Linked DNA regions of Homo sapiens: region 1 is linked to region 2. The links are chromatin loops, found by intact Hi-C in ENCODE. Cell type or tissue: PC-3. All regions are shown on one strand. Each heading gives the region's core, and the rest is flanking DNA. Links, peaks and the distances in the headings are about the cores only. Region 1 has its middle 190 kb from the start of MOSPD2. Region 2 has its middle 92 kb from the start of MOSPD2.

Region 1 (5,389 bases), core at 235-5,234, 94 kb after region 2:
TTAAACAAATTTACAAGAAAAAAAACAACCCCATCAAAAAGTGGGCAAAGGATATGAACAGACACTTCTCAAAAGAAGACATTTATGCAGCCAACAGACACATGAAAAAATGCTCATCATCACTGGCCATCAGAGAAATGCAAATCAAAACCACGATACCTAGCTGTGAGATACCATCTCACACCAGTTAGAATGGTGATCATTAAAAAGTCAGGAAATGATAGATGCCAGAGAGGATGTGGAGAAATAGGAATGCTTTTACACTGTTGGTGGGACTGTAAACTAGTTCAACCATTGTGGAAGACAATGTGGCAATTCCTCAAGGATCTAGAACTAGAAATACCATTTGACCCAGCCATCCCATTACTGGGTATATACCCAAAGGATTATAAATCATGCTACTATAAAGACACATGCACATGTATGTTTATTGTGGCACTATTCACAATAGCAAAAACTTGGAACCAACCCAAATGTCCATCAATGATAGACTGGATTAAGAAAATGTGGCACATATACACCATGGAATACTATGCAGCCATAAAAAAGGATGAGTTTATGTCCTTTGCAGGGACATGGATGAAGCTGGAAACCATCATTCTGAGCAAACTATCACAAGGACAGAAAACCAAACACCGCATGTTCTCACTTACAGGTGGGATTTGAACAATGAGAACACTTGGACACAGGGTGGGGAACATCACACACAGGGGCCTATTGTGGGGTAGAGGGCAGGGGGAGGGATAGCATTAGGAGAAATACCTAATATAAATGATGAGTTAATGGGTACAGCAAACATGGCACATGTATACCTATGTAACAAACCTGCACATTGTGCACATGTACCCTAGAACTTAAAGTATAATAATAAAAAAATTTAAAAAAAGAAGCCCTGGTCTAAATTAGTGAGTCTCCATCCTGACTGTACATATCCTTGGAATTGTTTGGGAGTTTGAACATTACTTATGCCTAAGTTCCCCTCCTCAAAGTTTTGGATTTAAGTAGTCTGGGGTGCAGCCTGGACATCAGGATTATTATAGGCCCAGGGAATCTATTATGCATCCAAAATTGAGAATCACTGCTCTCTACCAAGAAGCAGCATGAACTAATTAGTTGATTTTATTGTTACACCATATTCCTGCTAGGCTAGGCCGGCTTTTTCTGTGCATTCACTACACCCACTCCTTAAAATCTTCTGATATCTTAGGACAGTGAACTGAATTATGGGCCACCCTAGACCAAAGGGAGAACAAGCAGATGGACCTACTTATGACACCTACCTAGGTGGCCCCTAGCTAGGTACAGTCACAGCTTAAAATGGTACCAAGTGAATTTTAAGTTCTGGGTATAGGATTTTCCACCCTAAGAATATGTGAAAATCACCTGAGAAACTTTTTTTTTTTGAGGCAAGTTCTTACTATGTTGCCCAGGCTGATCTCAAACTCCTGGGCTCAAGCCAACCCTCCCGTCTCAGTCTGCCAAGTACCTGAGACTATAGGTGCATGCCATTGAGCCCACCATCTGAGAGAATTTTAAGAAAGCCTGATTGATTGATGTGTAACCCACCACCCCAAAGCCAAGGTTTTTAACCTTGGCCATCTGTTGGAATCACCTGGGAACTTAAAAAAAATTACTGGGGTTCCAACCCCAGAGATTCTGATACAATTGGTCTGGGTGTGGCTGGGGCATGGGAACTTGTAAAACCTCCCCAGGGGATTCTAATGTGCAGCCAAGGTTAAGAATGTCTGGTCCAAGACAGGACTCTTCATTACGTATTCACAAGACTCTTCATGAGGTATTTACAACTCCTCTATGTTTTTCAAACCCGCCAGGGATTCTAAAGTACAGGCAGGGCTGAGAACCATTGCTTTAAGTGGGAAGCCAACATAAAACAACAAAATGGCAGTTACAATACTGTTATTATTTTTTAAAGTGCATATTTGCATAGGAAAAAGACTGAAATTATATGCTCCAAAATATGAATAGAATTCTTTTTGAGAGATGGGGTTACAAGTCATTTTTTATTTATGCTTTTCTTGATTTTCTGAAAATTTCTACAATGATTCCTAAAATCAGTGAGAAAAAAAATCCCATAAAAATTGCTTTGTATTCAATACTAGATTATCATAGTAGAAAAATATGTCACCTTATTTTGTCCAAAGTAATGAATCTGTAAGCATACAACTTCATCCATATATCGAATTAAACTCTATAAGCTGATGTCTGTTATTTGATAGAGGAGGCTGGGTTTGTCATCTTTGTCTTTATTAGACCCTAAGAGTTTATTATGTTGATTGTATCCTTCTTCTGCGGTGATTCTTTTAAAAATATTACTTGAAGGCATCCTCAGCCACTTACTGTTAAGGGACTTTGTGACATGACATAAATGTGTGCGTCCTCCAAAGACAGACATTTGCCTCTGAGATCCAGCAGAAGTCACTTCCCAGAAGAGCTCAGTTAATGCAGGGATTTCACAAATGACATTTCCTTTATGTCAACACAACCTCCAGCTTCATTTTCTGAAAGATAATCTAAGCTCTAAACTGAAAGTGGTCAGTGCTGTGAGACTGACTTCAATAAAGATTTGTTTACAGTTTAACATTAAAGGAGTTTGACAGGATAGATTTAAATTGTAGTATTTTTCCCCCACTATTACAAAAACTACTCAATAGGGCGCTCTCTCGCTCTCGCTCTCTCTCTCTCTCTATATATATATATCTCCAGATAGTACAAAGTTTGGATATTTGATTGTTCTAGATAGGTGGAAAATTAATTTCCTTAATCCTGTAAACTTTTTTCCCTTCCATCCTCTTTTATCAAAAAGAATTGGTCACAAACAGTTGTAAACCTTCCATTTTGTACTTAAACTGTATTTAAAAGGAATTAAATGTGCTTGCTCTTACCCCAGGGGTTCACAAATGTTGGCAAACTTTTAAGGAGGTGTTTTTGTTGTTGTTTTGGTTCTTAATATGTAACACAAAAACATCTATATAAAGTTAGGCCATTTCAAAAGTATCTGTTAAAATGTAATTCAATTGCTTAACAAGGGTCACTGACTGTGCCAGTCTGAGACAACTCACAGATCACTGAGACACATCCCTACTTTCAAGGAATTTACAAATTGCAGGGGAGATGTGTATGTTTACACATCACTAAAAATGCAAATCATTAAATTAGAAACCCAAGCAGACCACCATATACAAACAAAATGCTATGTAAACACAGAAAAAAATGGAGAAAATAATGTAAGCCAGAGAGAAACACTGAGCTGCATGGATATGGCTGGCAGCTCTAGAGCTACACCTAAAGGAAAGATTGGATTTCAGCAGTCACAAATGGGAAGAAGGGGTGGAAAGTCATCTCAGTTAGACTGAACAAGGGAAGGAATGGATTACGGATAGAAAAGCTCACGGAATGTTCAGACTTAAGTAGATAGTTGGATGGAGCTTGTATCTAGAGGCATGGGAGGTCTCAGGCCACCTTGTGGGTGGGCTTCAGAAGTGAGGTGGGAAGTTTGAGTGTTAACCTGCAGGCATTGCAGAGCTGCTAAGGGCTTGTTCAAAGACAGGGTGTGACTGAACTTCAGCTGCAGATGTGCTCTGGCAGGAGGCAGGGAGACCCAATAGGAACCTGCTGTAGCAAATGAGTGTGAGGTAATAAGACCCTGGTGATAAGGGCCTGGGCAGGGCAACCTAGGTACAGAATGGCAGACAGAAGCAACCTTGGGGAGGAAGATACTCCTCCAGACCTGCAGGCTGAGCAGATAGATGAGGGGCCAGAAAGAGAAGAGGTGTGTATGATGGTTGAGGTTTTGTACCTGGGCATCTTGGGGACGGAGACACCAGTAACTAGAGGAGAAAGAAGTAGGTTTGGGGGCAGGAAAACAAAGCCACTGAACTCAGTTTTTGATAAGCTATCAGCAATGTTGAACTTAACCTTACCCGTGTGACCCTGGGAAATAGTGCCAGTTAAAGAAACACCCCCACTCCTTTGTGTTTCAGAAACTGGCTTACTGCAAATAACTATCTTTCCCCATATGACTTAGGTAAGGGCCATGGGTGTCTCCTTGTTTACCTGTGAGAAGGCCAGACACAGACCCTGTACATTCCCATTCTTTGTCTCATACATGATTAGCTGAACTGCTTGTTCCACTGATCAATCAAAACCAGAGGCTTGTTAAGCAAGCTTCGGTCCAACTTCTTTCTCACCCCTGGTCCTGAAACTTCGGCTCATTTTCAGTTTGAGCCACCAAATGAGTGAATGAATAAATAAATAAATAAGAAAAAGAAAAACCCTTTTTGCCTAAGCCTTGAGACACTTGCAGACCTTATGGCCAGAGCAGAGCATCCTCCCTATTACAATAGTCCCTTTTTCTGCCTTGCAATAACCCTTTTGAAGAAAGCCTATCCTTACTAAGTCTGAATTTGTTTTTTATTTGACACTATCAAATTGTAACCTCAGACTGCTGGCCTCTCAACTGTCGTTTGCATCAGCTTTGTCTACTAGCAGTTCTACTTCAGGGCTCTACTTGGCCACCAAGGTGCTGCTGATGAGGAAAATATTTGTCTTTTTCCTCTGGATTTGCATATTCTATTCACTTTCCCAGTTCTCCTTCTAGACAGCTCTAATCTCTGAGCAGGCAATACTTTCTCAGTATTGTCCATCAGATCATACCCTTCCAGCTAAATTCACTTGCTCAATCTATAAGGCCAAACTCAAAGTCATACACATAGGCTACATAGGATGCATGATTCTACAGATATCTATCCAACAGAAATAGAATTCAAGAAACAGATGCAAGCTACATATGTAATTTTAAATTTCCTAGTAGCCACATTAAAGAAAGAAAACAGAAAAAGGTAAAAATAATTTTAATAACGTATTTTATTCAACCCAATATATCTAGATTATCAATATAAAATCAATAAATTCTTGAAATATTTTACATTCTTTTTTTTTTCACACTAACTACTCAGAATCCAGTGTATATTTTACACATATAGCCCATCTCAATTTGGGCTAGTACCTATTGTGTTTGACAGTACTGCTATAGATTATGATGTGTGATTTGCATCCATATTGGTCAGAGACTAGCCAACATGCAGAAACCACTCAAGCATTTCAACAGAGGGATTTTAATGCAGGGAATAGGTTATATAGATGTTGAGAGAGCAGAAGCCAAACATATAATAGTGGGGCAACTCATGGATTAACAATGGTAGGAAGCCACCCGTAGGCTGGAAGCACAGAGGAAGGAGGTGGCTTATGAGTGCTCAGGAGTTGGGATCAGCTGGTGGAAACTGAAGCCTTAGTAGATCTATTTAGAAGAATCCATGACTATGGATGACACATGACTATTGCCAGAAAAGCAAGGTGAGGAGGGAGGGGA
Region 2 (5,389 bases), core at 275-5,274:
GCCCAGCCAAAACACAGCTAATTTTTAAGCAATGGCTCTATTACCGTTTTTTTTTTTTTTTTTTTTTGTGAGACAAGGTTTCATTCCTGTCACCCAGGCTGGAGTGCAGTGGCGGGCTTTCAACTCAATACAACCTCTGCCTCCCAGGCTCAAGAAATCCTCCTGCATCAGCCTCCCAAGTAATGGGGACTACAGGCATGCGCCACTCCCCCAGCTAATTTTTGTATTTTTAGTAGAGACGGCCGGTCGGGGGCGGGGGGGATGTTTCGCCATGTTGCCCAGGCTGGTCTCCGACTCCTCCCCTCCAGTGATCTGCCTGCCTCAGCTTCCCAAAGTGTTGAGATTACAGGCATGAGCCACCGCGCCCAGCTCTATTAGCTTTTAATCATGATCAAGTCTCTTTCGTATGGAAAAAAATAAAAAATTCCTTTAATTCCATTTCTATCTCACGTTCACTCCTAGAAACTGCCCCCTTTTCCGTTTCCTTTAAACTAAACTTTGTGTCTGAACTTCTTTCATCATTTACTCATTTCCCAGCACCACTTTTGCCAAAACAACTCTCAATAATGCCATCAGGAACTCCATCCCACAGAAACTTTTCTGCTTCTATCCCTTCCCTGTGGAATACAAAAGAAGCGCCACTATATGGAAGCCTAGACTAACGGTGCCCAATTTCGACTCATTGTGCACTGATCTAAGTAGAAAATAAAGGGAAATTTGAGTACCCACCTACTGTTATATGTTCGGTTATGTATTTATTTTTAAATTATATGCTTATAGTATAGTTTAATATAGTATGTACATTACAAATAAAAGCAAATTTGCAAATTAATATGAAAAAGGTGAAGAAAAATAGATACTAAATGTCTTGCTAATTAGGATGCTTCATATTTTAATTCACTAATATCTTAAACATGATAGATGCTTAACAAGTTCCATTCTTAATCATACTGTATGAAAACCCTTATTTCAGGTAATCTTGATGATTTTAAATTTTTCTTAGCTGATTTTTCATCAGCTTTGATTGATTTTCATTACTCATGTGACTGATGTAAATCTTATTTTCTCTCTGATGCTTGCATTATTAGTATTATCTTATTAATATTATTGTTTACTGGTATCTTTCAAAGCCACTTATACATTTCAGAGATTTAAGTCAGTTACCACTAGATAATACAATCTGTAGACAGACATTTGCAGAGGCCATCTGTCACCATACACTGATAGCAAAAAAATGAAACTAGAGGCACCACTGACCATTCCTCCTCATTGTGGGATTCCAGTACTCTCTCCAGATGTCTCATGGACAGGACAGATGGAAGGAATGAGGGGGCCAGTGTAAGCCCTTATGTGACGTACTAGAAAATCCTGTTTCCCTTCCCTTTTTTTTTTAGAGAACAATAATCTTAAATAGAAGTTTGAATTTTCCCCCTGAACTATGATCTTGAGAAGTGTGTACTCTAATTTGCAAACCTGTAGTCTAAACCAGGGGTAGGCAAACTTTGTAAAGGGCCAGAAAATAACCATTTTCAGCTTTGTGAACCATGCTCTCTTTGTTGCAACTACTCAGCTCTGCTGCTGTAGGGCAGAAACAGCCATAGCCAATACATGAATAAACAAGCACTGTGGTATAATAAGAAATAGATTTGGTCTCTGTCTCCAGTTCCTGCCACAGAGCTCATAAAATCCTTGGAATTTCCTGAGTAATAGGAGTGTCTTTTGTGAGTCATAAAGAGCCCCTTTTAATCAGACCTGAGTTTACTCTAATGAGGTGACTTAGGGTGGGGTCCCTAGATATCCTCAAGATGGGGCTGGTTGGTCACCAGAAAAACCAACTGATTGGAAATTTTACCCCAGCCACAGACTTCTGGGAAGGTGAGGAGGGAGCTGGAGATTAAGCTCTATAAAAACTCTTGAAAAAAGAGATTTGATGAATGTCAGGATTGGTGAACACATCAGGGTACTGGGAGGTTGGTGTACCCAGAGAGGGCACAGAAGCTCCATGTGCCCCCTTACCCCATAACTTGCCCTGTGCATCTCTTCCATCTGGCTCTTCCTGATTTGTATCCTTTATACTAAACTGGTAAACATTAAGTGAAGTGCTTTTTTTTGAGTTCTTTGAGCCACCCTTGCAAATTATCAAACCTGAGGAGTGGGCCGTGGGAATCCTCAATTTATAGCTGGTCGTCCAGAAGTGTGGATGGCTGGACTTGTGACTGGCATTTGAGGTGGGCATAGTCTTATGGGACTGAGCCCTTAACTTGTGGGATTTGACACTAACTCCAGGTAGTGTCAGAATTGAGTTGAATTGTAGGACATCTAGCTGGTGTCCAGAGAATTGCAGAATTATTTGGTGTGGGAAAAAATCCACATATTTGGGGTCAGAAGGGTTGTGTGAGTGTAGAGAAACAGTGTTTTCCCACAAGCATAGCTGTTGTTCCAACATTGCTTTATTTACAAAAGTGGGTGGCAACCAATGTGGCCAATAGCTGTAGTTTGCCCATCTCTTGGTAAGAACAGCAAAAACCCAGATTCTCACAGGGGGAATTTGACACAGAAGAGCCTTGCTCCCAATAATGAAAGAAATAGTACAAGATGACAAATGCTTTTAGGTTCAGAGAATTCTAAATGTTGCTAAGGGTTAGGAAAGCAGGTGCAGGCTTCCAGCTCATTAAATCAAAGCTTTGGAAAGTAAACCACCAGGTCTCAAGATTAGAAAGATTTTCATGGTGTGCATTAGGTTGAACTAGAAGAAAGTGCTGATATTTGACCATTATTGACAAGCAAAAATGGCAACTTCATATGACTGAACTTATTTGCAGAAATAATACTAACGGTTAGGTTTAATTGAGTGCTTACTATATTTTTGACACTGGACCAATATTTTGCATGCATTCTTTTACTTATTTCTTATATCAAATCTGTAAGGTCACTACTATTATTTGCACTTTCCCAATAAGGAAATCAATAGCTGTTTACATACCCTGCCCAGAATCTCACAGCTAGAAAATGCTGGAATAGAAAATACTGTAACTGAACTTAGGCTTATTGAATCAAAAGTCCTTCCTCTTAGCCATCAAAAGTTTTCATGTTTAAAAACAATTTTTTTTTTGTAGAGATGGGTGTCTTGCTATGTTGCCCAGGCTGGTCTTGAACTCCTGACCTCCAGCAATCCTCCCACCTTGGGCTCCCAAAGTGCTGGTGAGCCACTGCTCACAGACATGAGCCACTGCACCTGGCCTGAAAGTAATCACTTTGGAAAAGTGAGGTTATGAGTGAAGAAGAAAAAGGGCACAGTATTATTTTGATGCACTATTATACAAATGAGCCAAATATGACCTCTGTATAATATGACCTCTGTATAATGGCCCCTATGTTGACCTCTGTATAATATGACCTTTGTATAATGGCCCCAAATATGACCTCTGTATAATGGCCCCTATGTTGCTTACTTCTTCACAGAGTGCTGAGAGGCTACAAGTGCCAAACTCAAATTCTTATGCATCCAGTTATTTTAAGTATAGCTCTCCACAAGCATATTTTATAGCATATTTTATATCAACTTATATATCTCCATGGTTTTATTTTTATATTTGTATGCAGGAGAATAACTTTATTACAATGATTATTTGCTTTTTTAAAGTTTTTTTAAAATTATACGTTAAGTTCTGGGATACACGTGCAGAACATGCAGGTTTGTTACATAGGTATACACGTGCCATGGTGGTTTGCTGCACCCATCAACCCATCATCTACATTAGGTATTTCTCCTAATGCTATCCCTCCCCTCGCCCCCCACCCCGACAGGTTCCAGTGTGTGCTGTTCCCCTCCCTGTGTCCATGTGTTCTCGTTGTTCAACTCCTACTTATGAGTGAGAACATGCAGTGTTTGGTTTTCTGTTCCTGTGTTACTTTGCTGAGAATGACGGTTTCCAGCTTCATCCATTTCCCTGAAAAGGACATGAACTCATCCTTTTTGTGGCTGCACAGTATTCCATGGTGTATATGTACCGCATTTTCTTTATCCAGTCTATCATTGGTGGACATATGGGTTGGTTCCAAGTCTTTGCTATTGTGAACAGTGCTGCAATAAACATACATGTTCATATGTCTTTATAGTAGAATGATTTATAATCCTTTGGGTATATACCAGTAATGGGATTGCTGGATCAAATGGTATTTCTGGTTCTAGATCCTTGAGGAATCGCCACACTGTCTTCCACAATGGTTGAACTAATTTACACTCCCACCAACAGTGTAAAAGCATTCCTATTTCTCCACATCCTCTCTAGCATCTGTTGTTTCCTGACTTTTTAGTGATCGCCATTCTAACTGGCATGAGATGGTAACTCATTGTGGTTTTGATTTGCATTTCTCTAATGACCAGTGATGATGAGATTTTTTTTTCATATTTTTGTTGGCTGCATAAATGTCTTTTTTTTTTTTTTTTTTTTTTGAGACAGAGTCTCGCACTGTCGCCCAGGCTGGAGCTCAGTGGCATGATCTTGGCTCACTGCAAACTCCACCTCCCAGGTTCAAGTGATTCTCCTTGCCTCAGCCTCCCAAGTAGCTGGGATTACAGGTGCCTGCCACCATGCCCGGATTTTTTTTTTTTGTATTTCTAGTAGGGACAGGGTTTCACTATGTTGGCCAGGCTGGACTCGAACTCCTGACCCTGTGATCCACCTGTCTCAGCCTCCAAAAGTGCTGGGATTACAGGTGTGAGCCACCACGCCCAGCCATAAATGTCTTCTTTTGAGAAGTGTCTGTTCATATCTTTCACCCACTTTTTGATGGGTTTTTTTTTCTTGTAAATTTGCTTAAGTTCTTTGTAGATTCTAGATATTAGCCCTTTGTCAGATGGATAGATTGCAAAAATTTTCTCCCATCCTGTAGGCTGCCTGTTCACTCTGATGATAGTTTCTTTTGCTGTGCAGAAGCTCTTTAGTTTATTTATATCCCATTTGTCAATTTTGGCTTTTCTTGGCATTGCTTTTCGTGTTTTAGTCATGAAGTCTTTGCCTATGCCTATGTCCTGAATGGTATTGCCTAGGTTTTCTTCTAGGGTTTTTATGGTTTTAGATCTTACGTTTGAGTCCTTAATCCATCTTGAGTTAATTTTTGTATAAGGTGTAAGGAAGGGGTTCAGTTTCAGTTTTCTGCATATGGCTAGCCAGTTTTCCCAGCACCATTTATTAAATAGGGAATCCTTTCCCCATTTCTTGGTTTTGTCATGTTTGTCAAAGACCAGATGGTTGTAGATGTGTGGTATTATTTCTGAGGGCTCTGTTCTGTTCCATTGGTCTCTATCTCTGTTTTGGTACCAGTACCATGCTGTTTTGGTTACTGTAAACTTGTACTATAGTTTGAAGTCAGGTAGCATGATGCC

The links. Hi-C counts contacts between places; a loop is a spot of excess contacts. Peaks named below come from ENCODE experiments on the same cell type or tissue, not always from the same donor. Only the 100,000 strongest peaks of a DNase experiment are listed, where the experiment ranks them.
Region 1: it touches region 2 in a loop (6-fold over the local background); 1 of 110 quality-filtered maps calls a loop at or near these places.

The regions. Positions count from the first base shown.
Region 1 is chrX:15,056,391-15,061,779 of GRCh38, forward strand. No RefSeq gene overlaps it. Among named protein-coding and RNA genes, the nearest start is that of MOSPD2, 190 kb to the left of the region's middle. In PC-3, for the core only: a CTCF peak has its summit at 3,307; no DNase peak of the experiment used is centred there.
Region 2 is chrX:14,962,348-14,967,736 of GRCh38, forward strand. No RefSeq gene overlaps it. Among named protein-coding and RNA genes, the nearest start is that of MOSPD2, 92 kb to the left of the region's middle. In PC-3, for the core only: a CTCF peak has its summit at 2,326; DNase peaks (open chromatin) are centred at 1,344, 1,694 and 2,304; H3K4me3 peaks cover 933 bases; H3K27ac peaks cover 2,823 bases.